Regions from separate parts of the Homo sapiens genome. Here region 2 is linked to region 1. Evidence: chromatin loops called from intact Hi-C (ENCODE). Cell type or tissue: endothelial cell of umbilical vein. All regions are shown on one strand. Links, peaks and the distances in the headings refer to the core of each region. The heading gives the core; the rest is flanking DNA. Region 1 has its middle 240 kb from the start of LINC02466. Region 2 overlaps LINC02465 (long intergenic non-protein coding RNA 2465).

Evidence for each region. Hi-C counts contacts between places; a loop is a spot of excess contacts. Peaks named below come from ENCODE experiments on the same cell type or tissue, not always from the same donor. Only the 100,000 strongest peaks of a DNase experiment are listed, where the experiment ranks them.
Region 2: it touches region 1 in a loop (2.5-fold over the local background); 4 of 110 quality-filtered maps call a loop at or near these places.

Annotation. Positions count from the first base shown.
Region 1 is chr4:129,518,835-129,535,243 of GRCh38, forward strand. No RefSeq gene overlaps it. Among named protein-coding and RNA genes, the nearest start is that of LINC02466, 240 kb to the right of the region's middle. In endothelial cell of umbilical vein, for the core only: no CTCF peak of the experiment used is centred there; a DNase peak (open chromatin) is centred at 8,187.
Region 2 is chr4:129,915,185-129,931,593 of GRCh38, forward strand. All of the region lies in intron 13 of LINC02465 (long intergenic non-protein coding RNA 2465), which reads left to right. Among named protein-coding and RNA genes, the nearest start is that of LINC02465, 150 kb to the left of the region's middle. In endothelial cell of umbilical vein, for the core only: no CTCF peak of the experiment used is centred there; no DNase peak of the experiment used is centred there.

The DNA of each region.
Region 1 (16,409 bases), core at 5,091-13,090:
AGGGCATAGTAATAGAGCAGTGAAAAAGGAGACAAAAATTTGTTTTCTGGTAATGCTTACTTTATAATTGGTTTTAGTATCTGTGCTGTGATCCTGTTTTATAGAAGTGATTACTGAGAGACAGGATTAGCTGGATTTCTTAGGCTGACTAAAAATCCCTAAGCCTAGCTGGGAAAGTGACCGTGGCATCCACCTTTAAACACGGGGCTTGCAACTTAGCTCACACCCAACCAATCAGAGAGCTCACTAAAATGCTAATTAGGCAAAAACAGGAGGTAAAGAAATGACCAATCATCTATTGCCTGAAAGCACAGCAGGAGGGACAATGATCGGGATATAAACCCAGGCATTTGAGCCAGCAACAGCTACCCTCTTTGGGTCCCCTCCGTTTGTATGGGAGCTCTGCTTTCACTCTATTTCACTCTATTAAATCTTGCAACTGCACTATTTGGGTCTGTGTTTGTTACGGCTTGAGCTGAGCTTTTGCTCGCCGTCCACCACTGCTGTTTGCTGCTGTGCAGACCTGCTGCCGACTTCCATCCCTCTGGATCCCGCAGGGTGTCCCTGTGCTCCTGATCCAGCGAGTCGCCCATTGCCACTCCCGATGGGGCTAAAGGCTTGCCATTGTTCCTGCATGGCTAAGTGCCTGGGTTCGTCCTAATTGAGCTGAATACTAGTCACTGGGTTCAATGGTTCTCTTCTGTGATGCATGGCTTCTAATAGAGTTATAACACTCCTGCATGGCCCAAGATTCCATTCCTTGGAATCTGTGAGGCCAAGAACCCCAGGCCCAGGTCAGAGAACATGAGGTTTGCCACCATCTTGGAAGTGGCCTGCTGCCATTTTGGAAATGGCCCGCCACCATCTTGGAAGCTCTGGGAGCAAGGACCCCTCCTAACAATTACCTTACTGAATTTCTACAAAATCTTTCAATATTTTTATCTTGTCCATGAGAAATGAGAAATTATTATTTTGCATATAATGTTCCTATATTTCCTCCTTTTTAAAAGGTTTTAATGGTATAATTTTTTTTTTTTTTTGAGTTGGAGTTTTGCTCTTGTCACCCAGGCTGGAGTGCAATGGCACAATCATGGCTCACTGCAACCTCCGCGTCCCAGGTTCAAGCAATTCTCCTGCCTCAGCCTCCTGAGTAGCTGGAACTACAGGTGTGTGCCACCACGCCCAACTAACATTTTTTGTATTTTTGGTAGAGACGGGGTTCCATCATGTTGGCCAGGCTGGTCTCGAACTCTTGACCTCAGGTGATCCATCCACCTCAGCCTCCCAAAGTGCTGGGATTACAAGTGTGTGAGCCACCACACCCAGCCAATAATCTTATACAAAGGTCTATTATGGGTCCTTATATTACTCATCTTTACATAAAATTAATTCTTTCTCTACCAAGTATTTATATGCATGGTTTTATTGGTGAAGAAGGGAGATATCAGATTTATGCTCTTGTCCAGGGTCAGCAGATCATAACCAGTAGTTCTAACACAGTCTATTGCACTTTTTGAACAGTCTATGAACTAAGAATAGAGGAGAAGGAGAAGGAAGGGAAGCAGTAGGAGAAGGAGAAGGAAAACAAGAAGAAAGAGACGAAGAAGAAAAAGAAGGAGGAGATGAAGAAGAGGAAGAAGAAGGAGGAGAAGGAGGAAGAAGAGAAGGAGGAGGGAGGGGGGAGGAGGGGGAAGGAGGAGGAAAACAGAAGAAGAGCAAGAAGAAGAAGGAGGAAGAGGGGAAAGGAGGGGGGAAGAAAAGAAGACAAAGAGGAAGATGAAGACAACGAAGAAGAAAATAAGAGGAGGAACAGACGTAGCCAGCTATAAAGCCTCTGTGGCCCACAAAATCTAAAATAGTCACTACCTGATTATCTACAGAAAAAGTTTGCCAATCCTTGTTTCATTATAACAGTAATTCTCCTTATGAAACAAAATAATGTGTTAAAAAATCTGTTTGCTTTTATTGATCCTAGGAAATTGAAATTGGTACTGCAAAGAACCTTACATTAATCAATCTTTCCTCTCTAGCTTGCCTCAGAAACAGTCTGCTTTCTTCAAGTATGTGTGCTTGCATGTGCCTGTGTGTGTGTGTGTGTGTGTGAGAGAGAGAGAGAGAGAGAAAGAGATAGAGAATACTATTTTCATTTACTCAAACGAAAGATTATTCATTTTGGTAATAAGTATATGCCACTCGCTTTAGAGAACAGTGTGCTGATGCCTTTCTCTGAGACCTGCAGCCATGGGTACATTCTCATGGATTCTTCTTATACTTAGTTTTAATTTTTACAGTTCCTTTTTGCAATTTTACTCATATAATGTGATTTGACTTACAGATGTCATTTAGTTCCTTTGAATTTCTATTTCTTGTTCTGTTCTCTGTTTTATTTGTATGATTGCTTAAAGGAGAAGGGAAAAAACACCTACATTAGTCCCATATTTAAAAATGAAATGTCTATTTTTAAATAAACATTACTATATTTTTATCTTGGAATATTTTACCAGGAAACTTTCAGGAATAAAGATAGTGAAGTAAAATAGTAAAGATTACATATAAATGCTATTTGTCATTACTGTGAATGAACGGTAAATTCTTATCAGACTGCCTCATAAATATCTAACAAGCACACAGTGTATTGTGATTGCATACCATGGAAAATCCATCAGGGCTCTGTGTGGTTGGCTAATTAAAATCCACATCATGATTTTAGCAACTAAAAGGATAATTTAAGAAATACGCAAAAGACTTGAATATTCTCAAGATCAGGGATAAAGAGACTTGTTCAGTAATTCAGCAAACCATCAGTGCCTCCTCCGTGCGAGGCACTATGCTAGGTGTGGGTTTATTCCCGTACTTAGCATCAAGCAGATCATTTACATTCCACTCAACCAAAGGCAAGAGGAAATAGTTTCAACTAGAGATGTAATTGATATAAAATGAATCAGTTAAAGTGAGAAGTAAAGAAAAAATTCATATAGAGAAAAACTATCTTTTCGATGTAACGAGGACCAGGGGAGTAAATAAGATCAGGAAACTATCATGACCATTAACTTTTCTTCTAAGGCTCTTGACATGTAGAGAGAAAAATTAGGAAAGCTAGATGAGTCCATTTGAAAGTGTAAATGAAAAAAAGAATGAGATTAAGTTCATATTGGAAGTTTGTTTTAGTTGTTCTTCACACATATTAACCTACATAGCGAAGTTAAAATCCTTTAAATTTCAGATTGTGAATCTTATTTGAAATCATCTGGGCTTCGCTTAATTTTCAACATTTTGGAGTTGCAACGTGTTTCCAATATAATTAAAAAGTAAGTTTGTTCTGTGTTCTCTCTCCCCCTCTCATTTTCACCGAGGACATGAATTCTTAAAAAATTTGCATAGTAACATTTACTTTCTTTTCTGCTCCATGAAGGAATATAATTAAAAAGGTGAAAGGCATTAAGCTGATGGTTCATAATGCACTAATTTATAATAGTGTATTAGCATTCTGATGAAAATAAAATACTTAATGAAACTGGAGAAAGATTTCATTTTCACCCTTCTCATTATATGTATGGTGAGTTCTGAGATTCAGGCAATGTTGCAGCAGAGAGGCTATCATAAGTGAATGCTGCTTAGGAAGCTATTCAACAAGAGTTTTCAAACAGCTGTTCCCAAGCTTCATTAAGACTCATTATGAGTTGTCATGTAATGGAGAACTTATATTTTTTGATGATCTCTGCATACCAGTAAAGATAAAAGTATGTCTTAAGGCAGAACTGAAAAGAACAGAAGTTGGTACATATTAAAAATAGATTACTAAAATGCCCTAGTTAGCTGGCACAGACCTTAAAAGCTCAGTACAATCATTCAGATTTAAAGGGAAAGATAAAAAGTGACTAAACTCACTGAGCTTTTAATACATCAATGGTTATATTTTAGGAAAAAAACTATTCTTTCATATGAAAGATACCTGGGGGACCCAGGGATTTATCTGCACCTCTCATGATGGGAATTCAGAGTTTGCGTGGCCACGCCTGAGAGAGGCATCCTGATAGCTTTTCTAATTGTTACTTTGCATCAAATGTAAGGAGTCACACCTTCAAGTGTAAGTAATCGCATCTTTCCTCCATGCACCACACCTCAGACGCTTTTCCCACACAAAGTGAAAGGCTATCTCAATTTTTAGAGCGTGAAGATCATTGTCACAGCTACTTCTGTATCGACAGGGACCTTCAGAATTGATATACACATAGAACAGACTTTAGGGGGATGTGTTCGAGGGAGCAGCGCTTAGAAGAATTAGTTCGAAGTTGTACAGCTATTTGTACAGAGCAAACACACTCGGTTTTTTTTGTTTTGTTTTTGTTTTTTTTACTTAGAGTATAAACAAAAGTAAGAAAAATTTTAAGGAATGCCTTTATACTTTATGAAAGGTAAGAAATGATCAAGTATTCATATCAAATATTATTGCTATTAATTAGAATTGTATTGTGGGCTGATGGAAATTAATGATGGTGACTTTAGCACCCGAAACCACTGCCTAGAGCTGCCACTCTTTGATCAAATGTAGCAGTTTCCAACAACAAGCACAATCGCCAGAGCAGCCTTGTAACTACTTTTGTATCTAGATCTTCATGGTCAGTCACAGCCCTCATCCCATACCCAGTCACACTCATCCAGAACTCTGTATCCCTTAGAAGAAAAATGGGACAAGGCCAAGCAAATGCTTTTTGTCCTGCCTAGTTGTCATCTTCTGTGAGGAGGAGACAATGTGTAGCAGATACACTGCACATTTACCAGTAGCAAACAGCAGAGTAGAGTGCCCTGAAGTTCAAGACTGCTCAGAGAAAACATTCCTTAATGACAGAGATCCATCCAAATGTGAAAGTGGTAGAGGAAGAGGACTTTGGGAGGCTAATGAATGCAATTGCATGTAGCCACAAATACTGCATGATGCTGAGGATGAGGGCACCTTTAACAAAACTTGCAGAGGCAGAGTAAGAAAAAGTCCTAGGTTTATGCACAAAGAAATCTAGAAAAAGTGTAATGTTTCCTTTATTCAAGTTAAGCATAAAAAGGGGAGAGTAGGTGGGGAAGAGGGTGGCACTGGTTAAAGAGCTAGGTAGTAAAATGGGAGTGGATCAGGAAAAAAGAATATTTTGCTTTTGTATTAGTCAGGGATCGCCACAGAAATAGAATCAATAGGATCTATTTATCTAGATCTACATATAGTTACAGATGTAGCTATAGATATATGGGAAGATATTTACTATGAGGGGTTGGCTCACATGATTGTGGAGGCTGTCCCAAGATCTGTTGTTTGCAAGCTGAAGGTTCGGAAAAGCCAGTGGTCTAGTTCCAGGGTGAGCTTGAGTGCGTGAGAAGCAGTGGATCCAATGGTGTGAGTCCCAGTCTGAGTTTGAAGGCCTGGGGACCAGGATCACCAATGTTGATGTCCTTGCCCAAGAAGAGAGAGCAAATTTGCTCTTCCTTCACCTTTTTCTTCTATTTTCTCCTGCGTTTGCTCTGATGTAAGAGAGCAATTAATGTGCCATGTTGTTCTATGTAAACTTTATTTCTTCACACTACTATATTTGGGTCCTCAGTGGATTGTATGATGCCCACGCACACTCTGAGACTGGGTCTTCATTTCTCAGTCTATTGATTCAAATGATAACCTCTTCCAGAAACACCCTAACAGACACCCAGAAATAATGTTTTACCAGCTACCTGGGCATTCCTTAGCTTCGTCAAATTGACACATAACGTTAGTCACTATAGCTTTGTTCTTGAAATATGCTCTGATTGTTTCTAAAACCTTTTTTCCAAGGTAATGAATTAGTTTTGTCAGTTCAAACATTGCAAACCAGATTATTGAATGACTTCATATTTGATAGTGTTTACATCAATATATTGATATTATTAGTAGGTTTGTTAACAGTTTGGAGACAAAAGAAGAAATTAGCACTGATTGCCTATGTAATATACTAAAAGGTTATCCAGGTAGAATATGAGCTTCCTTCTAATTGCTATTAAGGCTGCTCATAGATTAATTGAAGTGGCAAATGGCAATATTATTGTTTAGGGTGACTTACCTAATCCCAGTGCAGCAAATTCAATCTTCTCTCTCACAACAGGCTGTCTCCTATGTGTATCCTCTCATCACCATAGAACTTTGGATAGTATCTACTGTTTCAAAAGATGCTGTCATATCTATTTTCTCAAAAGCCTGTGAGAAAGATAGGGCCAGAATTACAATCTCCATTTTATAGATGAGGATACAGGTCAAAGAGGCTACATGAATTGGCCCTGCAGCTAGTTAGTAGCTGACCTGGGACTTCAACACAGGTGTTCTAAATTCTAATCTGGAGTGCATCTCCTCTGCATGAGAGCATGTTGCCACGCACCTAATTATAGAAGAGGAGTCCTGGGGCAGAGATGAACTCTTTTGGTCAATCTGTTTTCTAGGATTCCCGGAAAGATTTCGAGGTCAAACCTGGACTAATGGTGATTAATTCCTGCCAACAAAGCAGACGTATTTCAGAAGTTTTTGTTTTTAAAATTATTTCTATTTTAAAGAAATTGACTGTTAAATATACAGCACTTTTAATAGTAATGCAAAGTCTATATGACTAGCTCAATATGTGAAAAGATGACAGGCAATTTAACTTTTCTGTGCAGACTCAAGCTCTGTCTTGTAATGGATAGTGCTACCTTAGTTTTATGCTGCATTTCTCAACCTTCCTAAGGATTAACAAACTGTGCATGGTTATGCGAACGACCTGTTCTCCCCATGAAAGATAGCAAGCATGCTGTGATGACAAAACCATGCAATCAGTTTCCAGAAAGGATCATCTACATTCCCCATGCAGCTACTAAAATAAGAGTGGAATAAAACAGAAAGGGCTTCGCTAAAGTAAAATGGGACTCAGATGCTTAGAGGTCATATTCTTCCATTATGTATTTTTGCAAGCATCATCCCTAAAGGTTATCATACAGGATTTTTGCTGCTTTAAATAAGTAGCAGTTGAAATGATTGTCTTTCTTATGTATCATGCCTGTGTTTTCTCTGATGTATGAGAGCAATTACTGTGCCATGCTGTTCTATGTAACCTTTATTTCTTCACATGACAATCTCTTTCTTTTATTTCACATGTAACTCAAACTCCTATTTTGGTACTCCCTGGGGTCAGAAGGAGATGGGATTCAGATAAATATCATTTAAATATAGTCAGTCATGGGCCATAGGTTTTGTTTTCTCTATATATTATTTGACTCAGTATCAAAGGTGCAATTTGTTCTCTGTGTTTTCAATTTAGTGTTACATAGTGTGTTAATTTCGATATGAGCACCATAGAGTATGGCAGGAGCCACAGAATTTAATTTGAGTAAATGCAGGCATTAGGTCCATGATATGGACCAGCCTTTGCAAAGATGTGCTCAGTAGAGCATTAATCCTGTCCTATGAAGAGTCGGGGCGGGAGGAAGGATATTTGGGGAAGGTTACATGCCTCCCTGTGAAATTCATGATGCACATTAGCATATTAATGGCCCTGAGACTTCCTCCAGTAGATACTTTGTTCAGTTTTGCTCAACCCAATATCTCTCAAATTTATATCATTCAATCACGCATATGTCATTGAGCTTCTATTATAGGCCAAGCATTCTTCTAAGTTCTGAAAATACTTCAAGGAGGAAAAAAAAATGTAAAAACTTTGCCCATATGGAGGTCACATTCCAGTGGGGAACACAGACAGTAAGCAAATAAATAAGTGAAATAAATAGTATGTCAGATAGTGCAACGTGCCGTGCAGCTAAATAAAGGGGGTAAAGGAGTGGGGTGGAGTTGAAAAGTTGGATATTTCTTTTATTTGACGGCAGCATCTCCATTGTGCATACTTTTTAAGGCCTTGTGGAACCAGAGTTCTACAGAAAACACTCCGGGTTCCACTGAGTTGGACCCTCAGTTAGAAACCTTTTGCAGCTCACATTCTAGATTCATGCTTCGTGTTTCTTTACAGAAGATGATTCATTAAAAAATACTCTCCATTGTAACTATCGTTTTCTGAATTTGACTAACAATATCTACAGTATGTAAGCCAGTACTTATGTTGCACTTCAAAATTTTTAAGCTAGTTTTGTCCCTTGAGAGAATGAAATAGATAACCAAGATTCAGATTAATAACCACTAGATGTCGGTGTTATCATTGGGTAAGAGAGATGATCTTAAAGCAGGCTTGGTTGACCTAGATAATTCACAGCATAAGTAGACACTTAAAAATATCTCACTAATTTATTAAAGTATAATTGTATAACTTTCAAAAGCAGTTCCTAGAGGATAAAGACAAATATAATTTGGAACAAGAATTAAAGAAACATAAGAATGTGGGCTTATTTACTTATTAATCAAGTTAAACAGTTTATCTAAACACATTCTCTATGATAGTTTCTCAAAGTTAATATATTCGAGAAACCTCTATTGAGCAACTATTATGTGTTAGATACCACCTGACTAGGTACCAAGGAGAATACTGTTTTAAGTGACAGTAGCTTATTAATAATAAGAGTACTTAATAATACAATGTGAGGAAGGCAATATATTTTTAGGGACGCAGATGACAAACACAAAATGCAGAGGAAGGAGGATGGAGGTGGAAGAGGGAAGACTTCAACAGGGAAGACTGACTCGCATGGGGACAAGTCTGGGGTTATGAAGGACTTAGGAACCTTTTGCAATAGTTCAGGTAAGAGGTGAAGAGGTTGGCAGATATTTACACCAACTTATTTCACAGACAAATAGGAACCCATCCGATAAGAACTTCCTATGCAAGACTATTGTGTCTACTTGCTCCCTAGGCCCTATATTCTTCATCTTGTGAAGGGCCTTGTGGTACTGAGAATTCTGAATCTTTACTGTCTATCTTAGGTTCCTGTCAATCAGAATTTACATATGCTCTGTTATCTCTAATCTTAAAAAATAACTAGCCCATCTCCCAATCCACCAGCCAGTGAACTTTCACTGTTCCCACAAAACTCTTAGAATTGACACCTTCAAGGAATTATTGGCACTTGCTATTCACTCACATCTCAACTGGCAGAAATCTGCCTCTGACCACACAAACTGCTCCCACCAATGGTTATTGAAGACTTTTGTGTCCCCAAATCCAGTGGGCCCATTCATCCTTTACTTTGATGGTTTCATAGCATTGGCCACTGTTGAACATTTTCTACTACTTGAAACATCATCTTCCCACAACACCACATTTTCCTAGTTTTCTTCCTAATTATTCCCATAGTTGTCAGATATTTTACTGCCTTTTCTTCCTCTCTCTTCACAGATATTCGTTTGTTCTCACTCTCTGCACTTTCCACAGCGAATGCTTATCCTTCCTCAAGGCTAGCTATTTTTATTTATATGTGAAGACTGAAGTATTGCCTCTAGCTTAGTTCTCCCTCTTTTTACCCCCTAGCATCTTCGAATCAATATATTAAATATTACCACATCTTTTCTTTTTCTCTTAAAACTTGCTGATTCACCAATATATCCTATCTTTCCTGGTGCTCACACTGGAAAGTTTGGCAAAATCTTTGATTTTTCCTTCTCCTTTTGTGACTATATCCAATAAATCACTTATACTTAAACTTATTTATTGAGGACTTATTATACATTCTCAGTGCTTCTAAGCCTGAGATCTTCAGGATGGTAATAAATCAGTTACGTGAAAGGTGTGGAAAGATTGTTTCAAGCAGAGAAGAAAACATTTGCATAGGTGGGAAAGTTTGTCAGAAGGCCAATATAAAAACAGAAATCTGTTTGCATCGTTCTGTGCTTAAAACCCTAAATGCTTAATGTGGATAATAAAGCTCCTCAGGACTCTGACCTTGACTCTTCTCAGGCCTGTCTCATTTCCTGGCCCTTCACTCTTTTTATTCCTGTCACACTGGATTTCCTTTGGCTCCTGCAATGCTGCAAGTTCTCTCTAACTTCAGACCTTCCACAAGCTCTTTCCTTAGCTGCAGGGAAAGATCTCATTGCACTTTCTCCTCTATCTGGCTAGTTCAGACTTATTCTGCAGGCCTTTGCAAGGAGGCCTTCCTTGGCTGGCAGCTCCATCCTCACTTCTGGGCAAGGGAAAGACCTACACGAACCCCTGTGCTTCCCTTTTATAAATAAATAACTGGCTTTTCTCTTGCTTAGTGTCAATCTTCCATGTTAGACTACAGGCTTGATGAGGACAGAACCCTTGTCTGTATTTCTTTTTAACCTTTTATCTTCAGTGCCTCATACTATTCCTGCCATATTGTAAATACCCAATAAGAATTTGGGTGAAAACTGAATGAATAAATGAATTCCAGGATATTGAAATAGAGGCAGATATCAAGGGTCATGGCCATCTTATCCCCGGCTGATAACCTACCCATATTGATGGTCTGTTTTATGTGGAAAAAATACTGAAATCAATTTCAACAATTTTGGATTTAAGTTTAAGAGTCACCTGTAATCCCAGCACTTTAGGAGGCCAAGGTGGGTGGATCGCTTGAGCTCAGGAGTTCAAGACCAGCCTGGGCAACATAGGGAAACCTTGTCTCTACAAAAAAAATGCAAAAATTAGCTGGGAGTGGTGGTGCATTCCTGTAGTCCCAGCTACTTGGGAGGCTGAGGCAGGTGGATCTCTTAAGCCTGGGAAGCAGAGGTTGCAGTGAGCTGAGATCATGCCACTGCACTCCAGCCTGGGCAACAGAGCAAGACCCTGTTTCAAAAAAAAAAAGAGTCATAATCTTTATCTGTAGTATCTCTCATTAAAAAAAATTAAAACCAAAAACTTCCTTTGATTCCTCTCAACCCCCATAACATTTCTATTGTTGCCCTTGACAGAAAAACTCCTCAAATAGCTGCCTATAGTTTTTGCCACTTCTGCATGTTCCATTAATCCATTTCAATGGGATTTTGTCTCTCATTCAACAGGAAGTACTCTTACCAATGTCTGTAATAACCCACATCTTGCAAACTCAGTGGTCCATACAGCTTCTACTCAGGAGAATTGATGTTGTTCAACATTTCTTTTTGTCCTGGAAACATTTCCTTTGGGCTCTTTCTTAGTTCTCCTCACAACTCACTGCTCTGCATTCTTTTGCTGGATTAACTACAACTTCCCAAACGTCAAGTATTGGGGTGACCTAGGGTTCAGCCTTCAACTCTTCCCTCTCTCTGTTTTCTTATCCAATCATAGGGCTTTACAAAGCATCTATTCCAAGCAGAGTTCCAATTTTATATGTCTAGCCCTGATCTCAATCCTGAATCCCAGACTTTCCTATTGAATTTTCAACTTGACACCTGCATTTAGATGTTAATTAGACATTGCAAATTTAACACCTCAAAAACTGAATTTTTGAATTTCCTCTGAAAATCTGTTCCTCCAGAAGTCTTCTCCATCTCAGTAAATGGAATTTATTCTGATAGTTGCTCAATCTAAACATCTTGAAGTCATTCTTTACTCCTCTCTTGCTCTCACATCCCACATCCCATCCATGCAAATCCTACATGCTCTGATTTTGAAATATGTCTAGAACTCTGCCCACTCCTCATTGCCTTCACCCTAGTAAAGTAATCTAACTGGTTTTCCTGATCTCATCCTTGTCCCACAAAAACCTGCTTCCTCCTTCTGCACAGTAGCAAGTGTAATCTTTTACAAAAGTTTGCCTGGTCCTGGCTTCCCATCTCAATCCATCCTTAACATGGCCTTCAAGGTCCTGTGTAATCTTTTCACAGCCTTTCTTTCTGACTTAATCTCATTCTAATTTTTTCTCTTGGCAAACTCTCCTCCAGCCACTCTGATGTCTTTTCTATTCCTCCAGTACTCTGGGTCAGTTCCCACTCCAAATCTTTTGCATGGTCTGCTTTTTTTTTTTTTTTTTTTTTTGGCGGGGGTGATTTTGGACACTCTCTCCAGCCATTAACATGGCTTACTCTTCCCTTGAAGTCTGTTCAAATGTCACTTTATCTGAGAGTCCTTCCATTAACACCTCATCAAAAACAGAATCTTCCATCACTTGGTGTTTCACCCTCCTTAACCTCATAACACTTGCCATCACTTGACATGTTGTATATTTATTTATTTATTTTGGATAGCAGGCACATAAATGATTTCAATCAGAATTGTAAGTAGAAGTTAGACTTATGATCCAAATTCAGAAGACATGTTCTGTTTCCTTTTACTTGACTCAGACAAGGCAAAAAACTGAAAGCTTTTTCATAGTATGTGTACTGTTCTTCAGATACCATATTGCCAAGGACAGTTAATTACATAATAGAATTACATGGTTTCTTCCTGTTGCTGACAATTTAGACTTTTTTTCATGTCTGTTCCTATAATTTTTCTCTAGATTACCCTGATTATTTGTACTTATTTAAACTGATGGGCTTATTTCTTTTATTCCTCCCGCTTAGGGCTTCATTAAAGTTTACTTTGCATAAAGAAGGAGCAGTGGTACTCTCGGTAACTTAGTTTTCTAAGGCAGTTTGAGAAATTCTAAAAGAGTTTACTCGCTGTTTTAACATCATAACATTTTCAAAACAACATAACATAGCAAAAATAATTTGTAAAGAGTTACACAGTAATTTCCCAACAGCCCTCGACACCATGTACCAGCTGGTGCTCTCAGGGTGAATGGCTGGGTAATGGCTCAGTTCTCAGGGAGAAGGAAATGAATATCTAAGCAAGTTTTTTGTTTTGTTTTGTTTTTAAGTGCAATTAAATTCCCTTTAGGCAGACACTTCGTTTTGTTCAAGGCTGTTTTCCCTGGGCCTAGGATTGTGTCTCACATTTTGTGGGTAATGTTAAATGTTAATATGTGCTGAATTAAATGAGTGAATAAATGAATAAAAATAAGCAAAAGGAGTTCACATAAATAGAGAAGAAACATAGTTTTCTGGAAGGAGGTTTACATAAAGTCTGAGGACACCTAGGTTTTAAGCCTTAGCCAAGATAAGCATGCCACAACGTCTATTCCTTAAGTAGTAAAATGGAAATAATGATACCTCATAAGATGGTTGTGAGGATTCAGTGAAAGAACATGAACTATGTTGCACATACTGGATACTAGTTGAAAGTTAAGTTTTTATCAGCCCCCATAACACCTCCCTTTCTTTTTTAGGTCATTACACTGATTTGTCTCCTTCTAGATAAGTAATCGAGTAATCATTTTTGTTGCTAAGTTTGTCGTTATTAGGGATCATAATACCTGAATGCGTCTTCAAGGATCAAATAACACCGTGCTTAGTAAAAAATTCTGAAGCCTAATAAACATTCTAAAGCTTATGCATTATTATTTTTTGGTAAGGTTGCTAAATTTCTATTATCTATAAATAACAGGATGTTATGTGATAGTCACACTCTATTCAATATGCTCTAGGTTCCTTAAGGATAGTAATGTAATTTGGAATATTTCCAAACTTTTCCTATCTTTGCAAATCGCTCTTCTTTCATGGCCCCTTCTATTCCCTTAACAAGCCATGTCTCAGAGGAGTAGCTCTGATTTGGGTCAAGGTAAAAAAAAATAGTCTTCAAGAATACTTTATTTTTCAATAATATTAAAATTTAGAATATTTAATGGGAAGAATAATAGTATTAAATTGGAACTGAATGGGAATGCTTATTATTGTGGATAATTTCTTCTTTGGTTACTACATGGTTTTTTGTCCTCAGCACTATTGACATTTAGCGCTAGATTATTCTTTGTTGGGGATGAGGGTTGACTTTTGCATTGTAGGATGTTGAGTGGCATTCCTGGCCTCTACCCGTTAGAAGCCAGTGGCACCCTCCCAGCTATGACAACCACAAATGTCTTCAGATATTGCCAAATATATTCTGTGTAGGTTGGGGGAGGGGGATAAATAGCTCCCCATTGAGAACATTGAGTTACAGGAAGCACAGGATGCACTAAAGAGAATTTTCCAAGTGAAAGATTTCCTCCAACCCTTAGAACAAGGAGTTGATTTAAGCCAGATCTGAGATCAGAGAGCCATTCTAGTATCAAATAATTTTCTTTCACTTCCTCTTGCTTAGTGGCAATGCACTCAATGTGGTTTTAGGGCAGGCTGACTTTGGTTCCAGTTTCCTAGAACTGGCAGAGTTTACAGTTGATATTCTGGTGTAATTATTATAATGCTCCCTTTTAGTTTCAAGACTTATTGTTTGGACAATAAGTTATATGCTCACTTTAGCCTGTGTGGTGACCACTATTTTAGATGCTGGAACTCAGTGATAAAAAACACAGAGACTCCCTTCTGGAGTCCCTTTGGAGTCCATTTGGAGATCACATTACAGTAGGGAGGAAGAAAATAAATAAATGTATTGTGTAATGTAGCAAGTTACAAGTATTAAAATGCAAAAGGAGCTAGTTACAAGTGCCACTAAACGGAAAACAAGGAGATGGGGTGACAGGAGGGGTCTAGGATAATTCTTTAAATAATGTAGTTAGGAAGACCTCTTCAAACAGCATCATTTGAATGGAGACCAAATGATGTGTGAATATGGATTATACTTCTCATGGCTTTTTCTGACCTAGATTTAATTTAAAGCTAAATCTTCAGTTTTTTATACATATGAATTCATACATTTGAACCTTCATTCATACATATGAATCTCCTAGGTGAATCTAGGTTTTGTATGTGGCCTGCGGATTATATAGGGCAGGGAAAGAGGAAGGAACTGTGGAAAAAATGCATATGTAATTATGACTAACAACTGGGTACAGGTACTTGGAAAGGGACTATGCTCGTGAGAAGTCCCAAAGCTTAAGCTTCATGAGCTTCATGGTGAATCCATTACTGGTGTTAGAAATCAGCAAGGGACAGGGGGCAGAAGCCCTCACTGGAATCAATGAGTGGGCACTTTCTTGAAGGGCTGGCACCTCCTCCGGCAACCGGTGAGTGTGGAGGGGCTGAAGAGAGAGTGGGACATCTCGAGACATCACTAATAAGCCAAGCCACATGCTTTTGCATAAAATTGAGTTTTCCCAATGTATTGTGGTTTGGTTGTGCTGCCCTTACCCCTCAAATATTACTACAGCATTTTATTGTGTGCCAGCAATTGGGTGTCATTTTGCAAGACAGTCCACAAAGGAAGTTTTGAGGAATAGGTGGTTTTAAAAGTGCCATTAATGTTTCTAATGATAGCTGACAGGTAATTAGCCTGAATAATACTCTAACCAAGTGGCTTGAGCAATTAAGACTGTCCTGTAAAAGTAAAGGATGCCTCATTTGATAAGAGAAGTGTAGGTTCCATGCAGTTTATTCCATTAAAATGAGCTGCTCCGTTATAAGCAGATTCAGAAGCTCTTTGTTCTTTCCCTTAAACCCCATAGATTCAAACTGTGGTCCTATTTGAAATCTGTCAGCTGAAGTTTTAACCATAACACCAGTCTTATCTTTTCAAAAGGATTGGATCAAAGTAGCTTAGTTTTCATCTGAGTTTAACAGGGAAAATGGCCTGTGGCTATCACTCTGTAATGAGAACTTTCCCAAGTGGCCAGCACTAAAGAAATACAGTGATGTTTTGACTTTGTGTTTGTTATCATCAGGCCTTCCAATCTCTAAATACATGTACACGCAAAAAATCATAGCTCTTTAGAGAAGTGATTTAAGAGTTAGTAATATAATTCATTATTTTACCTATGAGAAGAGCTTAATGAGAACTAAATAGGTCTTCAAACTAGGTCAAAATCAAAGATGTGACTCATTTTATATATCCTTAAGCATTAAACCCTACTGCAAAGAAGCAATGCATCATGATACTAGATTGCTTATGTTCATAACAGGCTGCCTCACTAGATACTAAAATGGGAAAGGACAAATCAAACTTAAGCATTTGCATAAAATTTGAAGAATGGGATTTTTCTATAAGCTTTAAACTAATATTTCAGCTAATAAACCAAAACTGCGATCATTCTCATATTTTTAAAATGTTATCAACCAGGGTAAAAGATGTTAGTAGTTTCTAATTTTTTTTCTAATGGAAGTATGCCTTTTAATACATAAGGGAAGTGAGGATGTTTGTGCTTGTCTTTTTTTCTTTTCAAAAACTTGAAGAAGCTGGTGTTTATTTTTACTTGGTATATTGTTTTACCCATATTTCAGTTTGTAAAATACATTAATATATTGAATTTTGGAAATATAGTAGTGCAAGTATTGGTTTTTTCAATATACTGTGCATGTGCGTCTGAGTGAGAAGTGGATCTAAAAATTGAATGGGATTACGATAGCCACTTGAAGCAATGTCAGTTAGTCTGCCTAGATGGGGAAGAACATTTGGGATTTCTTTGAATAATTTTTAAAACAGGTTATTTGCATATATATGTGTGTGTGTGTGTATGTATTTATGGACACAAATTACTTTTATGTTGATAGTTTTACAATTTTTCAAATA
Region 2 (16,409 bases), core at 5,347-13,346, 400 kb after region 1:
AAAAGATAAGGAAATACACTAGAAAAAATATATCCAAATCAAAAGTATCCATCCAGTAGTACCAACATCTAATAACATGAATTCCAGAAAAATAAACAAAAAAGAAGTAAATTTATATTTTAAATTTAAGCAAATGTTTCATAACTGAATAATAGTTTTCAGAAGGATACGAAGATTATTATGAGCGATGATTTTTAAAAACACCTCCAAAAACAGTCATCTTAAAAATTCACCATAGGTATAAATTTCCTAAATTCTTAAAGAGGGAAGAAAGAAAACATGTCACCTACAAAAAATCTTATGATAAAATGTCCTCAGACTTCTTACTAGAAGCTAGAAGAATGTGAAATAGTGTCTTAAAAATTCTAAGGCAAGATGGTGTATATTTAGCCAGACTATGAAAGATTTGTGAAGGTTGAAGAAAAAGATTTTCATGTCCTCAAGGTTTTGATGCACACGCACATTCTCAGGAAGCTACTGGAGTATGTGCTCTGTTTAGTAGCATGAGAAAAGCAAGAAAGAGAAAGAATGAGGACCCTGGAAAGAAGGCCTTCCCACAGAAGAAGAATGAAAGGAATTCCTGATTTGATGGTCAAGGGAAGAAGTCCCAGGTTGACCAGTGAGCAATGATTCTAGAAAGCACATAGTTCAGATTAAAGCTGGAGTGCAGAAGACTTCAGGAGGAGTGTCTCAAAGAAAAGGTTAAACTGAAGAGTTATGTGAATGTGTTTCGATTCATTGAAAAGGTATTTAGAGATTGATTGAGAATGAACTACTGATGGCCACGCTGGAAAATAACCAAATGAAAAAATTAACTCCAGGGCAATAAAGAGTTGAGCAAAATATAAAATGTAATGATAATGTAGTGATACTATATGGAATATTTTACTTAGCTTAGCTACAAATAATATTTACATGGTCACATAATGCAAACATTAACTATTAACTTAATCAAGCCCTTATATAATTCTATTGGAAGAAAGCATGTATGAATGTATGTGTATGCATATGCATAGGTTTATGCATGTGTTTATGTATATGTGCTTTGGCGCGAAGAGGGCAGGATACAAAAGGCCAATTTTTCTCTCCTATTTTCCACTTTAGGAGGTCCATAGATATTATGTAGGACTAAATACTTAAAGAAAGAATACACATGTGATTTAGAAAATACAAAAGTAAAAGAAGAAACAGGTAGAAATGTTGAATTTGGTTAACTCTGGAGACTGACAATCTGGAATATGGAAAAACAAGAAAATTGCTTTGATGCAAGATTTATACTATTTTCAACAACAGTAGTATGTTTTTTATAGAAATGAAAACCAAAGAAAATTGAATAGATAGAATATTTCTGAAAACAAAAGACACATTTATATTTAGCATCCTCCAAATGGAGAAAGGAAATGGCTATGGAAGCAGTCATGTTTTGCATTTGTCAGTTCTTTTTATACCTATAAAAAGTGTGCCATGATGTGCATTCAAAATTAATATGCTCTATAAAGAAAAAAGGAAAACCAAGAACTGTCATGATATATAATCACTCACTCTTTAAGTACATAAATAATTTTAATAAAATGATGCCTGGAATATGTGGCACAAAATAGACAATAAATATGTATAAAATGTCTTGAAAAGAATGGTATATAATGAAGTTCTGTTTATTTTAATGTCATTTGTTTATGAATACATAGCTTAGAAATAAAAAATATTGAAATTAATATCTCTTCAAAAACTTGTACTGAACACTTACATATCCTTTCAATTTTCCATTAACTGGAAACAAATGATGCTCCATCTTAATGATTACATATTTGATTATTTCTGAAAGTTAATATTTTCATATTTGGGTATTTATGCAGTAAGACATTCCTTTTTAAAAAATTTTGTATTCTACCAAGGGACTTTGTAAATAGAGCATGTATCTATCCCAGGGTAGCAACTACCTAGTAAATAGGTCCAGATGTTTGGGATAACAACTTTCCACCTGCATGTCTTTAGGACTCCTTTGCCTTCCCCCTCTCTCCCTCCCACCAAGTTCCCTTCTGTCATGTCTTATTTAATGTAGCAGATGTGGAGTAACTAGAGACAATACAACAGCTTTTTAGAAATTGAACAATTACATATTTTATCAGCATGGTAGTAAAAAGCTATCATGTCTTTCAAGCTCAGAAGACCATTCAGTGTTAAAAATGTTTAAATAAGCTTATAATTCTCAGAATATGATTCACTGGTTTTCAAAGAATACTTCACAGGCCAGCCAAAAAGAATATAAGGAGGGAGGATGGATTTTTCTTGCAAAATATATAGTTTAGCCTAAATGTTATTGCTGCACTTGAAACCAAGTAGAATTAGAGAGATGACAAGGTTTAATTTTCTAAGTGAGTGACATAAAAATAGCACTTGAAGGTGAAATATGTGTCCTGTGTGATATAAAAGGAGAGTGTCTTTAGGGAAGCCTGTCCTGTCTGAATAAAGGGAACTCCAGCAATATTTTGAGTGTACCCAAGGGTTCATCTATTCTCATGCAGATGCAATAACGGTGGTTCTGTATGGCAAACTCCCTTCCATGCATGATGCTGGCTCCTGTGCCAACCTGCTGAGGGAGAGAAAAATGATTACGTTATATGTCCAATTGATTCTGCCTCTCTTGTGGAGTGTGTCAAATAAATTGCATTTTTCCTGAGCCCATTTAGATAGAGTATTATCCTGCTGTGTTCCTTTGGATCCTGTACAGATTTCTGATTGCTGAATTGTAACACTAATCATAATAATTATCTATGTAATAAGTTCACAATATGAATTGTTACAGATGGTCACATTTTCTATCACAGAGCAATCAAGCCTATTTGTACAATCTACTTGCTTCTAGATAAAACAAAAGGCAACATGTAAGTTTCTGTATGTTCATCACACATTATAAGTGGCAATTTAGGTCTAGTATGTCAGAGAAAATGAGACATGATAAGAGCGAGTGCTAAAGAACTTTTCAATAAAAGCATATTTGAATTTTGCTGTTAGTTTTACAGATATTATCATTATATATCCAATTAAATACTAAAGATTTATTTTTTCCACAGCAAGTAATTTCCTTTTTTCCTATCTAAAATCTGAAATTCATTTTGACAATGGAGGACATGCAAATGAATTATAATTCAAATACAATAACAATATAAATATAAGTTATTGAAATAGAATGTGAAGCATATTTATGACCTTCACAAAAATGTTCTTCTAGGATTGACTACAATTGGCAGCAGTTACTTTCTCTGTCACTTTAACAGTTGCCATGTGAGGTTTTAGTTGAGTTAAATCTGGTCACCATACACAAGTGATGTCATAACTATAATGTTGAAAAGATTCAGGCATACTTCCTTTATTGCTGTTTCCTTTTTTTCTACTTTACAGATACTGCATGTTTTACAATTAAAGGTTTGTGGCAACCTTGCATCTAATAAGTCCATAGGTGCCATTTTTCCAACAGCATGTTTTCACTATGTGCCTCTGTCACATTTTGGTAATTCTCACCATATTTTAGATAGTTTCTTATTAACATATCTGTTATGATGATCTGGGATCAGTAATTATGTTAACTTATTTTGCAGTATGAAGGAATATCTGAGGCTGGGTAATTGATATGGTTTGGCTGTGTTCCCACTCAAATCTCATCTTGAAGTGTAGTTCCCATAATCCCCACGTATTGTGGGAGGGACCTGGTGGGACCCGGTGGGTGGCAGTTACTTCCATGCTGTTCTCATGATAGTGAGTGATTTCTCACGAGATCACATGGTTTTATAAGGGGCTTTTTTTCCCTTTTGCTTGGCACTTCTTGCTGCCACCATGTGAAGAAGGATGTGTTTGCTTCCATTTCCACCGTGAGGCCTTCCTGGCCCCGCGGAACTGTGAGTCAATTAAGCCTCTTTCCTTTATAAATTACCCAGTCTCAGGTATTTCTTCATAGCAGCATGAGAATGGACTAATATAGTAATTTATAAGGAAAAGATGTTGATTTGGCGCACAGTTCTGCAAGCTGCACAAAAAGCGTGGCACCAGCATGTGCTTCTGGTGAGGCCCTCAGGAAGCTTGCACTCATGGTAGAGGGCAAAGAGGGAGCAGGCATGTCATGGGGTGACAGAAGAAGCAAGATAGAGAGTAGAGAGAGCCAGACTCTTTTTAACAAACAGATCTCATGTAAACTCGTTACGGCAGGGAGGACACCAAGCCATTCATGAGGGATTCGCTCCCATGACCAAAACACCTCTCACTAGGCCCCACTCCCAACAGTGGGGATCACATTTCAACATGAGATTTGGAGGGGACAAATATCCATACCATATCAGTGATATTTGATGTTACTATTGTAATTGCTTTGGGGTGCCGTGAACAATGCTCGTACGTCACTAAACTTAATCGATAAATGTTTTGTGTGTTCTGACTGCTACACTGAGTGGTCGTTCCCCTATCTCTCTCCATTTCCTTGGGCTTCCTTATTTCCTGATATATAGCAATATTGAAATCAGTCTATTAATAACCCTACAATGGCCTCTAAGTGTTCAAATGAAAGAAAGAGTTACATATCTCCCACTTTAAATCAAAAGGTATAAATGATTAAGCTTAGTGAGGAAGGCATATCAAAAACCAAAGTAGGCCAAAGTCTAGGCCTCTTAACAGTTAGCCAATTTGTGAATGCAAAGAAAAAAAAGTTGGAAGGAAATTAAAAATGCTACTCCAGCATATGCATGAATGATAAAGTGAAACAGCTTTATTACTGATATCAACAGTTTTAGTGATTATGGTAGATTAAACCAACCACAATATTCCTTTGAGTAAAAGCCTAATCCATAGCAAGGTCCTAACTCTTCAATTCTATGAAGGCTAAGAGAGGTGAAGAAGCTGCAGGAGAAAAGTTGGAAGCTAGCAGAGGTTGGTTCATAATGTTTAAGGAAAGAAGTCCATCTCTGTGACATAGAAGTGCAAGGTGAAGCAGTAAGTTTTGACGTAGAAGCTGCAGCAAGTTATCCAGAATATCTAGGATGGATCATTGAGGAAGGTAATTACACTAAACAGTTTTTTGATGTAGAAGAAACAGCTTTCTATTGAAAGAAGATGTCATCCAAACTTTCCTAACTAAAAAGGAGAAGTCAATGCTTGGCTTTAAAGCTGCAAAGAAAAGGCTGACTCTCTCATTAGAGATTAATTCAGCTGGTGACTTGGAATTGAAACCAATGTTCATTAACCATTGCAAAAATCCTAGGGCTCTTCAAAATTATACTGAATCAATTATGCCTGTGCTCTATAAATGGAACAACAAAGACTGGATGACAGCATATGTCTTAAGGCATGTTTTACTGAATATTATAAACCTGCTGTCAAGATCTACTACTCAGAAAAAAAAAAAGATTTCTTTCAAAATATTCCTGCTCAGTGACAATGTATCTGGTCACCCAAGAACTCTGATGGAGATGTGCAAGGACAGTAATATTGTTTTCATGCTTGCTAACATAATATCCTTTCTGCAGCCTATGGATCAAGAAGTAATTTCAGCTTTCAAGTTTTATTATTTAAAAAATAATAGCCTTTTATAAAGCTATAACTACCATAGATGGTCATTTTTCATGGACCTGGGCAAAGTAAATTGAAGATGTTCTGGAAATTATTCGCCATTCTAGGAATCATTAAGAATATTTGTGATTCATGGAAAAAGGTCAAAATATTAACATTAAGAGGAGTTTGGAAAAAGTTGATTCCAACTCTGGTGAACGACTTTGAGGGGTTCAAGACTTCAGTGGAGACAGTAACTGCAGATGTGGTGGAAATAGCAAGATAATTATTATTAAGAGAAGTGGTGCCTGAAGATGTGTCTAAATTGCTACATTCTCATGATAAAACTAAGGAATGAGGAGTTGCTTTTTATAGATTAGCAAGGAAGTGGTTTTTTGAGATGGAATCTATTCCTGGTAACAGTGCTGTGAACTTCGTTGAAATGAAAACAAAGGATTTAGAATATTACATACACTTGGTTGATAAAGCAGCATCAAGATTTGAAAGAACTCCAATTCTGAAAGAAGTTCTACTGTGTGTTAAATGAATCAAACAGCAGCACATGCTACAGAGAAATCTTCTGTGAAAGAAAAAGTCCATCAGTGAGGCAAACTTCACTGTTGTCTTATTTTAAAAAACTGTCACAGCCACCCCAGTCTTTAGCAACCACTGCCTTGATCAGTCATTTATAGCCGTCAACATTAAGGCAAGATGCTTCACTGGCAAAAAAGTTTATTTGCTGAAAGCTCAGATACCCAATAACATTTGCTGGTAATAAAGTATTTTTAAATTAATGTATATACATTATCTTAGAGACAATGCTATTGCACACTTAATAAGCTGTATTATAAGTAAACATAAAATTTATATGCATTGAAAAGCCAAAAAAAATTGTTTGACTCACTTTACTGCAATATTTGCTTTATTACAGTGGCCTGGAACCAAACAGTAATGTCACCAAGATATGCCTGTATCTTGGTTCTGTTTTCTTGTTGCTTATTCTGAAATGTGGCCCAATGTTGCTGACCAATGTTTTCACCTAGTTTGTCAAAAAATTTCATTGCATCATAGAGACAATTACTTTTCCTCAGACTTTCATTCAATATTTTATCTAAATCAAAGTAGACTTTCACCTGATGAGAGTAGAAGTATGGAAGAACATGCTTGAAAAGGCTAGCAACCCTAATTATCTTATTCCATCTTGTATCTATTAATGAACAAATAGTAGACATAAATATACATATATTATCTATGTATATATACATATATACACATCTATATGCATGTGTTACCTATGTCAATGTATAATCATATAATCTATTCATCTAAAAGTAGGATTATATTCTATTCCTCTGTTCTTTGAGTTCCTTCCTGGTTTTATCAGTGTTTAATGTTTAGTCACTAAAAATTTCCACTGTTCCATGCTGAAATAAAACCAGACAGGAGTTTTGTTTAGTAATTTCACATCAGTTACGGTTACATATTGTACCATTTCCAGTGTATTCTCAGTATTAAAGCAGTTTTTAGAAGTGACAATAGTGTAATTTTTGAATATCCATTTAATTACACATATATGCCTTAATACATTTTATCCTGAATGGAAAAAAATACGTTTGAATAAACACAATAGTTATGTTATCTGAGAAGCGAAGGATTCAAATATTCTTCAAAAAATAAAAACATGTGAAGCGAACCTTCTTTCTTTAGTTTGTCCTTTTGACTCTGATATCTACCTGGTAAGTTTCCTAAAGCTAATGCAATCTTTAACTCTGTATTTTTTTTAGCTGCAATTCTGATTTCTTCATATTTTCTGAAAACTTGAATTCTTCTTTTTTTGTAAAGAATAAGCCTTTAAAATTCCCAACTTTCTAATTTGCAAACCAAAGGAATGAGAACTCTTCTGGAACAGCCAGAGAAATTACTTAATACCTTTAAACGTCAATAGAAAATAAAGAAGACAACAGATATCACGTTCCTTTTGGTGCCTGACAGATATTTAACTGGATAATTTCAAAGTGTTCAACTATAAATAAACAATTCACACTCAATATTATTTTTATTAGATATCAAAGTATACATAGGTGCAGAAAAAAAACATAAATATGCCACAGAGGTTTTTAAAACCATGTGCTTTCTTTCTGGCTACAAGTGTCTGAATTTTTCCAAGTCTATGTTGTTACATAAATGGTTTTTAGGCTAAGTTACATATTTCTTTTGGTTATTTTTAAGAGTGAAAGTTACAAGAACTGATATTTATTGTGTGCTTATTCAGCCATGTATTGTGGTAAGTGCTCTATATGTATTATTTTATTTAATCTCTACAAATTCATGTAGAGGGTACAAATATCATCCCATAGATCTTGTTTTCAAGAAAAATATTCTGGGCTATGGAAGATGTGGACATACAAAAGATTCTGTAAATGTCTTTTCTAGTTTTTTTTTTTTTTTTTTTTTGATACGGAGTCTCACTCTGTCACCAGACTGGAGTGCAGTGGTACAATCTTGGCTCAATGCAACCTCCTCCTCCCATGTTCAAGTGATTCCCTTGCCTCAGCCTCCTGAGTAGCTGGGACTACAGGAATGCGCCACCACGCACGGCTAAGTTTTGTAATTTTTTGGTAGAGACAGGGTTTCACCGTGTTGGCCAGGATGGTCTCGATCTCCTGACCTTGTGATCCACCTGCCTCGGCCTCCCAAAGTGCTGGGATTACAGGCGTGAGCCACTGTGCCTGGTCTCTGTAAATATCTTTTCTTACAAAATATTACTTCCAGATTCCAGGTGTCAAAGCATAATTTTCACAAGTTAGAAATACAAATACAAAATGGATGTTTTGTACAAATACAAAACCAAAATACAAATATAAAATGGATGTTTCTCAAAGATTTATTAACTCATTAATGATTGAATGCATATATGTGTAATTAAATGGATATTCAAAAATTACACTATTGCCACTTCTAAAAACTGCTTTAATACTGAGAATACAATGGAAATGGTAAAATATGTAACCGTAACTGATGTGAAATTACTAAGCAAAAATCATGTCTGGTTTTATTTCAGCATGGAACAGGGTAAAGTTGTTTCCGAAAGTATTTTGAGGAACTCAGAATTTACAGGGATTTTAAAGTTTAAATATAGAATTGGTTAAGGTCTGACAGAACAGTAAAAACTATATGTTGGAGATAATCTTTTTAAAATGAATATTCCTTACATCTTTATCAAACAATAAGAAGTTAATGTATAACTTTGAAAGTCTGAACTCTTTAATTAATGGTAAAATTCAAACAGAAATGCATTCCCCTACATGATTAAATAATCTTTGAGTGAGCTTAATAAACAATGTTTCCGTACTCTCTTGACCTTATTTTTTTTGTTTTTCATAATTTTTCTTTACACAATTTTCAGCCCTAACTCTTGGCACCTTGTTTGTGGTTCTGATGTCATTCACGCTCTGAGGCTTGCTTATCCTGCAATCTTTCTATTTAAGCCTTCTTCACTTTCTGATATTCTATAATTCCCCTACAAAATGTAAGTATGGGTTTTTCTTTATCATTTCTCTTTAGAACTTTCAGGGCCCTTTCAAACTGGGACATCAAATAATCTGGAAAATGTATATTCATTATTACTTTGAGTATTTATTACTCTTCATTTTTATTTCTTATGTTTTTGAAATAAATATGTTATCTAAATATTAGCACTTTGGTTTCTAATATCCCTATCTCTTAGCTTATCTTTTAATCTTTTACATTTTTAAAATTATTTCTTTTTCTGAGAAGTTTTCTTGAGCTGATCTTCCCATTTACTAATACATTTCTCATCTCTAACCATATAACTTAATTCTACCTATTTTATTTATCTATTGTATATGATATATTCTCTTTATTTAGTATTTTTTCCTACTCTTGCTGCATTTTTATATTATCTTTCCATTTCTTTTTTAGTTTATTATTTGACCAGTTTTAAATCTTGATAAATATGTTTTAATAACTCTACTTCTGACAAAACCAGTAGCGTCTTTCTCAAGTGTCTTGTTATTTATATCTAGGAGTTTATTTTCCCTTAGGAATAAAAGCGACTCTGTCAATGCTTATGGAGGAAAGTCAGAAATCAAGTGTCAACTCCAATACGCTAAAGGAATTTTGGGGGAAATGTGGATGGATGAGCCCCAGAGGGGAAAACCCCAATTATCAATAAGCCATTAATAATGGCTGACCCCATTAAACAAATCCTTAGGTAAATGGTTTCACGCTTTGACTCCCAAGAAGAATTAGCTTTAGAATCGAGGATCTCTGCAATAGATACGAATCCACCAATCAGGGAGTTTGAAGGAGAAGGTATAGGAAAGTAGCTTTCCAAATTTATTCCCCATTTTGTCAGCTCCCCCATAAGCACAGGATTTCTGTGTTGTTCCGATTTTGTTCTTGAAGATACTTGTATCAGAGCTCTGAATAGTCATAGGTGAGGACAGGAACCTTTTGTTTTAATGTAGTTTCAGGAGAGAAACAGAAGCAGAGCTCCCATAGATCCTTTCTATTTTTTATGGGCTGACTTCTGCCCAATCAAAGCCACCCCCTCACTCTTACCAGTTCAAACTTCTCTCTGTCACCGCAAAATTTTCTGTATTTCCAGTTGTTTTGATTTGCTTTGTATTTTTACTTCTATGGTTAACTGTCATGTTAAATTTAAAATAATACTTTTTATTCCAATTATACTAGTTTTACTATGAAATAAACAGTATAAAGTAAAAAAATACAGTTTAAGCACAAAAATTCATTATACAGTTTCTATGAAACGAAATCATAGTTCTTTTAATGGAGTTGTTCTACAATCTACACATATTTCTTTGCATTATTTTAAGTGAATTGCATGGGGGGAAAGGAAGACCTAAATATCTTTCTATCTTGATTTTTTGAATAGTGGCTATAACCACATTATCATTTGAAAATACTCTATTTTGCAAGGTCAGGAAATGTAGCAAAAATCTTTAACATTAATTTAGAACTAGTTGAAAGGCAGCAAAATCTAGGCCTTTCATCTATTCTTGAATGATTTCTTATTCAAACTCAGCTGGAGTTCTCAGAGCAGAATGTTCTGCTTTCTTGGATCCTCAGTCAAGGAAACCTTTAACTCACTCTATTTCATAATAAATCCAGGTAGAGCCAGTTATGACAAAATACATGATGGTGTGCCCTACTTTAATAGTGGATGGCTTTCAATTCTGCTGTAATGTATGTTCTCCATTCATTGATTTATTTCAAGTAAAAACAAGTAAAACAATAAGCTAACTATATATCTCCTGAATCAATTTTAAATATATTTAAGCTATTCTAAGCAATTTTAGGTTAAAAAAAGTCTGCTGTTTGCGAAGACTATGAGCAACTGAGTTACATAGTTATTGTTACAAAAGGGTCATAGCTCAGCTTTTGTGTATTAATTATTTTGCCAGCTATTATTATGAATGGCCAAAATGTGTGTATGTTCTTTTTTTCTTTTTTTTTTCAATTTGTAAAACATGCACAGCATGTGGTTATCTGAAAAACTGATATAAGTACTCAAGACTTTTGTAGAAAGATAATACTGTACTTTAAAGTTAAATTTTAATTGTAAGCTCCACATCTTAGAAAATGGAAGAAAGATAAATTAATAACATACTTCTACAGAATTAAATTGGGAAGTGAAATGCATTTGGTATGCGAGACGATTACTACTACCTATGGGAAGACTTGGTTATTACCATCCATAGGATGATAGTTACTGTTTATCAGGATGCTACCCTCTAGAGCTACTAGTTCATTGGGAGTACTGATGTAAATTTTTGATCTTTTTATAACAGCACTAGATGTGTTTCTTATATCAACTCTAGCAGAAGCAAAAAAATTTCCAAAAAAAAAAGATGTGAATGAAAATGGTTTGATCCACAAGTACTTCAAGTACCATTGTTCTTTTGTGTTTCAGGTTATAATGCATGTCCTTAACACACATCCTATTTTTCGCATAATGTAATAACAACACTGCTGTTACATAGTGATTGGTATTATAAAATGTGCTGTGAGATAAATGCTGTTATTATGAAAATCCTATTAGCAAGTCCCTATGTACTGTACATGCAGGGCCGATTTATTAACATACCCTCTGTAGTCACTTTCCCAAAAACAGTTTTACCAGCTATGAAATACTATGCAATAATGCCATTAATAAATGTATCTAATTGCAGTATATAAAAGTGAAACATTGAATAGCTTGAAATGGTTGCTGTGAATGGTGAGATTATTTCAAGTAGATGTATTGAGTAAAGGATAACTATGCTTCCCCTTTTTTATACTGCCACATGTCAAGTAATAGATCATTTAAGTGCATAGTCAGACAGCTGGGCTAACAAGAAAAAGTTGGTTCTTTTATAAAAAGCTGTCAGTAGATGGCAATGTGACTGTTTTATAAGGCATTTTTATTCCATATGGAACTACAAACTTGAGATCATTCACATTTGCTACCTAAATTACTGTAATTTTCCCCAAAAAAAGAGCTCCAAGAGCCCTTTTAAACTATTCTTTAAATAATTGATAGTTACAAATGAAAAGCCAAGCCTAGAATTTCCAAAGTGATCAAAGTTGTTTTAATTTTCCATTGGTCAGGGTTGAATAAAAATAATGTTACAAACTATACCATCAATAACTAGGAATTGCAGAACCTCCATTTCAAACTGAAGTACTTTTAGCAAATCCACATCATACCCTCACTTAAGCACTGCAGCCAGCTATGGCCCAGTGGTGCTGCACTATTAATACAGACCCAGAGGAATGCTGTTGCATTGAGAAAAGTTATTTTGGTATGTTTTCACTCTTTCTTTTATCCTTCCACCCTTCTCCAAATAAATAACCTTTGATGTTTCTAGTGATGTGTTATGTAAATACACATGCATATATAATAACATATAATATTAAATATGCCTTAAAATTTAAAGCATCCTAGGCAGTCTTCATATACTTCAAAGGCCATGGCTTCTGAACTCATTGCACAGTATAAAAACTAAAAAGGAATAATAAATTCTGGAGAGAAATTCTAAGAATTTTAACTAATGGGAAAATTCTGAGAATGAAAAAATATGTTAAAACTCTTGAATAAATTCTCACAGAATATACTAAGATATTATTCAGTTCTACAGAATTATTTCAATGTATTGAACCTTAAACTTGTGATTCCATTTTGGGTTATGCGAGGAGTTAAGAGATACACAGTAATTCCGCCTTATGTGTGGTTTTGCTTCCGACTGCTTCAGTTACTCATGGTCAGCTACAGTCTAAAAATATTAAATGAAAATTTCCAGAAATAAGGAATTCATACATTTTACTTTGCACACCTTTCTGAGTAGTGTGATGAAATCTCGTGCTGTCCCACTCTGTCTTGCCCAGGATACGAATCAACACTTTGTCCAGTGTAGCCACATGTGCATGCTCCCAACTCATTTGCCACTTAGTAGCCCTTTTGATGATTAGGTCTACTGTGGTGGTATTGCAGTGTTGGTGTCAAGTAACCTATATTGTACTTAATAATGGCCCCAAAGTGCAAGAGTGATGATGCTGGCAATTTGGAGTGCTGAAGAGAATATTTAAAGTGCTTCCTTTAGGTAAAAAGCTGAATTTTTTTCTTTTTTTTCTCTTTTTTTTTTTTTTTTTTTGAGATGGAGTCTTGCTCTGTTGCCCAGGCTGGAGTGCAGTGGTGTGATTTTGACTCACTGCAACTTCTGCCTCCCAGGTCCAAGCGATTCTTATGCCTAGCCTCCCAAGTAGCTGGGATTACAGATGTGGAACACCACGCCCGGCTAATTTTTGCATTTTTGTTTTTTATAGAGATGGGGTTTCATCATGTTGACCAGGCTGGTCTTGCCCTCCCGACCACAGGTGATCTGCCCGCCTGAGCCTCCCAAAGTGCTGGGATTACAGGCATGAGCCACCACGCCTGTCCAAAACTTCTTGACTTAATAAAGAAAGAAAGAAAGAAAAAAAAAAAAAATCCTGTGCAGAGGTTGCTAAGAACCTTGGTAAGAATCTTCTATCTATAAAATTGTGAAGAAGAATAAAAAAATTTTTGCTAGTTTTGCTGTCACACTTCAAACTGCAAATGTTAAACAAAAGTGCATGATAAGTGATTAAAGATGGAATGGGCATTAAATTTGTGGGGAGAAGACATGAACAGACAACGTGTTCCAATTGGTGGCAAGGTGTTCTTCCAGAAAGCACTGAATGTACACAGACATCAGCAAAGAATTCCCTGAAATGAGTGACACCAACCTAGTTATTGGAAGTAGGGAAAGCCTACACAGATTCAGGAAGAAGAAGAGTCTAAGTACAGCACATTATTTTGACAGAGGGAGAGACCATATCACATAACTTTTATTTTACTATATTGCTATAATTGTTCTATTTTATTATTATGGTTAATCACTTATTGTGCCTAATTTATAAATTAAATTTCATTATAGGTTTGTGTGTATAGGAAAAAACATAGTATATACAGGATTCGGTACTACAGGGGGTTTCAGGCATCCACTAGGGGGCCTTAGACCCTATCACTTGATAATGGGGATGAGTGTATTATCAGGAATGAGAGTCTATGAAGGGGCAATGTGGTATAATGAGGAAACATTATTCAGTTAAGAAATGTAGGTACTAGTCATAGTTTCATCTACAAAAAGTCCATTAAATAATCTGGGTTGCCATTTTATCTGTAAGAAGAATGAAATTAACTCATAGATATCTAATATTTCTTCAGTTTTCCTTAGCAACCAAAGGCCTCACCTCACTTTGATCAGTAAGGTACCTAAAAAAAAGATAAATCCTGGGGATCCTATTCAGTTCAGAATCTCTAAGACTTGATTAGATTTCTCCCCAAATGAACTACTCATCAGTTCAAATCTCAGAAATCAATAATTACAAGGGTGGCTTCTTTTTCCCCCCATAATTCCTTAGCTTAAGTCTTGAATATGGTAAAGGAAAATTCATAAACTGCAAAGGATCCTTGGATCCGTAACAGAATAACTTTGACAGTGTTTAAATTAAGAATAGCATTGAAACCACATTTGCAAAATTATAACTGAGGAAATTATGTCAGTGAAAGAGATCAGACCTAACCGACCCCATCTTCCTTTTAACCTCTAAACTTTCTGTTCATTCCTGGGTGTAGGCCAAACTGGTCTAGGGAAGGAATTTCGTTTATAGTTTAAACTCTGAAACAAAACGGATAATAGCTCTTTCCCGAAAAATCCCATCTTGCCTGGGGAGCAGTCTGCCTTTGTAGGACTAACAAGTTAGCTAAAAGACTGGATATCTCACGGGTTGGGGGCCATGCAGCCCCTGGCTGCAAGAGTCTAGAACTCCCCAAATTCCTCCTAGGAGTAACATCACTATTGCAAAACCTAAGATCAGTGCTTGAGATATTTTGCAGACCCTGCATTCCGATGCAGCAGATGACACCACTCAGACTGATAATCTGGCTCAACCAGTTCTGCGATCCCACCCAGAACTCAGCAAGAACTCACTTCGACCCCCTATGATTTCATCTTCAACCCCACCAGTCAGCACTCCCCACTTTCGGAGCCCACACCCGCCGAATTATCCTTAAAAACTCTGGTCCCCAAATGCTCCAGGAGACTGATTTGAGTAATAATAAAACTCCGGTCTCCGGCATAGCTGGCTCTGCGTGAATTACTCTTTCGCCATTGCCTTTCTCCTGTCTTGATGAATCGGCTTTTTCTAGGCAGCAGGCAAGGTGAACCCCTTGGGCGGTTACAGCATCTCTTGTGGAAATAATGAATATAATTTCAAATTTGCTTATATTTAAGAATTAAGGGACATAGTAAACTTGCTTTTTAAGTTTGATTTTAATAATTCTTAAAAAATCAGTACTTCTCTTTTAATGATTTATTTTCAATAAATCTTAGTAGTTTGTATTGTTAGGACAAATGCATACTAAAAATAAGAGGTTTGATTTTTTCCTGTTAGAAATGAAAGATTTTTATCTCTTCTTTGTTTTTTCAGAGCATTTTAGCTTGAAAAAAAATGTGTATTTTCTCAACTCTTTGAAATGCATATAAATCCTTTTGAAGACTACATAGGCCTTTGTTGGCCTTTCATGACCCAATAATGTCTTTCTCAAGAGCCTGGGAGCAATTTCTTTAATATACAACCATCCAGGAAGATAGCACCCCTATCTGCCAGTTTCTGCGGATGGATAGGAACCTAGCTTTCATGGAGATCACCTTGCCCCAAGTTGCAAAACTACCTACTGTCATAAGAAAATGGTGTGTGTGTGTGTGTGTGTGTGTGTGTGTGTGTGTGTGTGTGTGTGTATGTATGTACGTTTTCAGGTAAAACTATTTAGCTAACACAGGCAGACATTTTAATTACCACGTAAAGTTAAGGTGGGTTATGTATGACAAATGATGTTTTCAAGTCCTCTTATTTGAGAGCTAGTTATTGTGTATCTTGAAAACATATAGGTAATGGGTTGTATCTTCTTGGCTATCTATTAATAAAGAGTGAGATTTCTGTTTTTATAATCTCCTAGCAGATTGCCTGTGATGCTCATTACAGTCTAGTGTAATGTTTACATATACAACGATAAAAAAGGTTTTCTTTCTCTACTACCTTTCTGCAGAGGATTTCTGAACTGGGATAAAATTTTGTTTTCAATTCTATTTCCAAAAAATATTTAACGAGAATTCAGATTTGCTTTTCTTGCTTTGGATTTTCTTCCTATCAACTCAATTCAACTTTAACTATTCCCCTGGGCAAGAATCATATTTCTATACTAGTTACCAATTCCTATTGATACAGTTGCAATTTATCCTCATGATGTTTTATTCTTTATTGAAGGT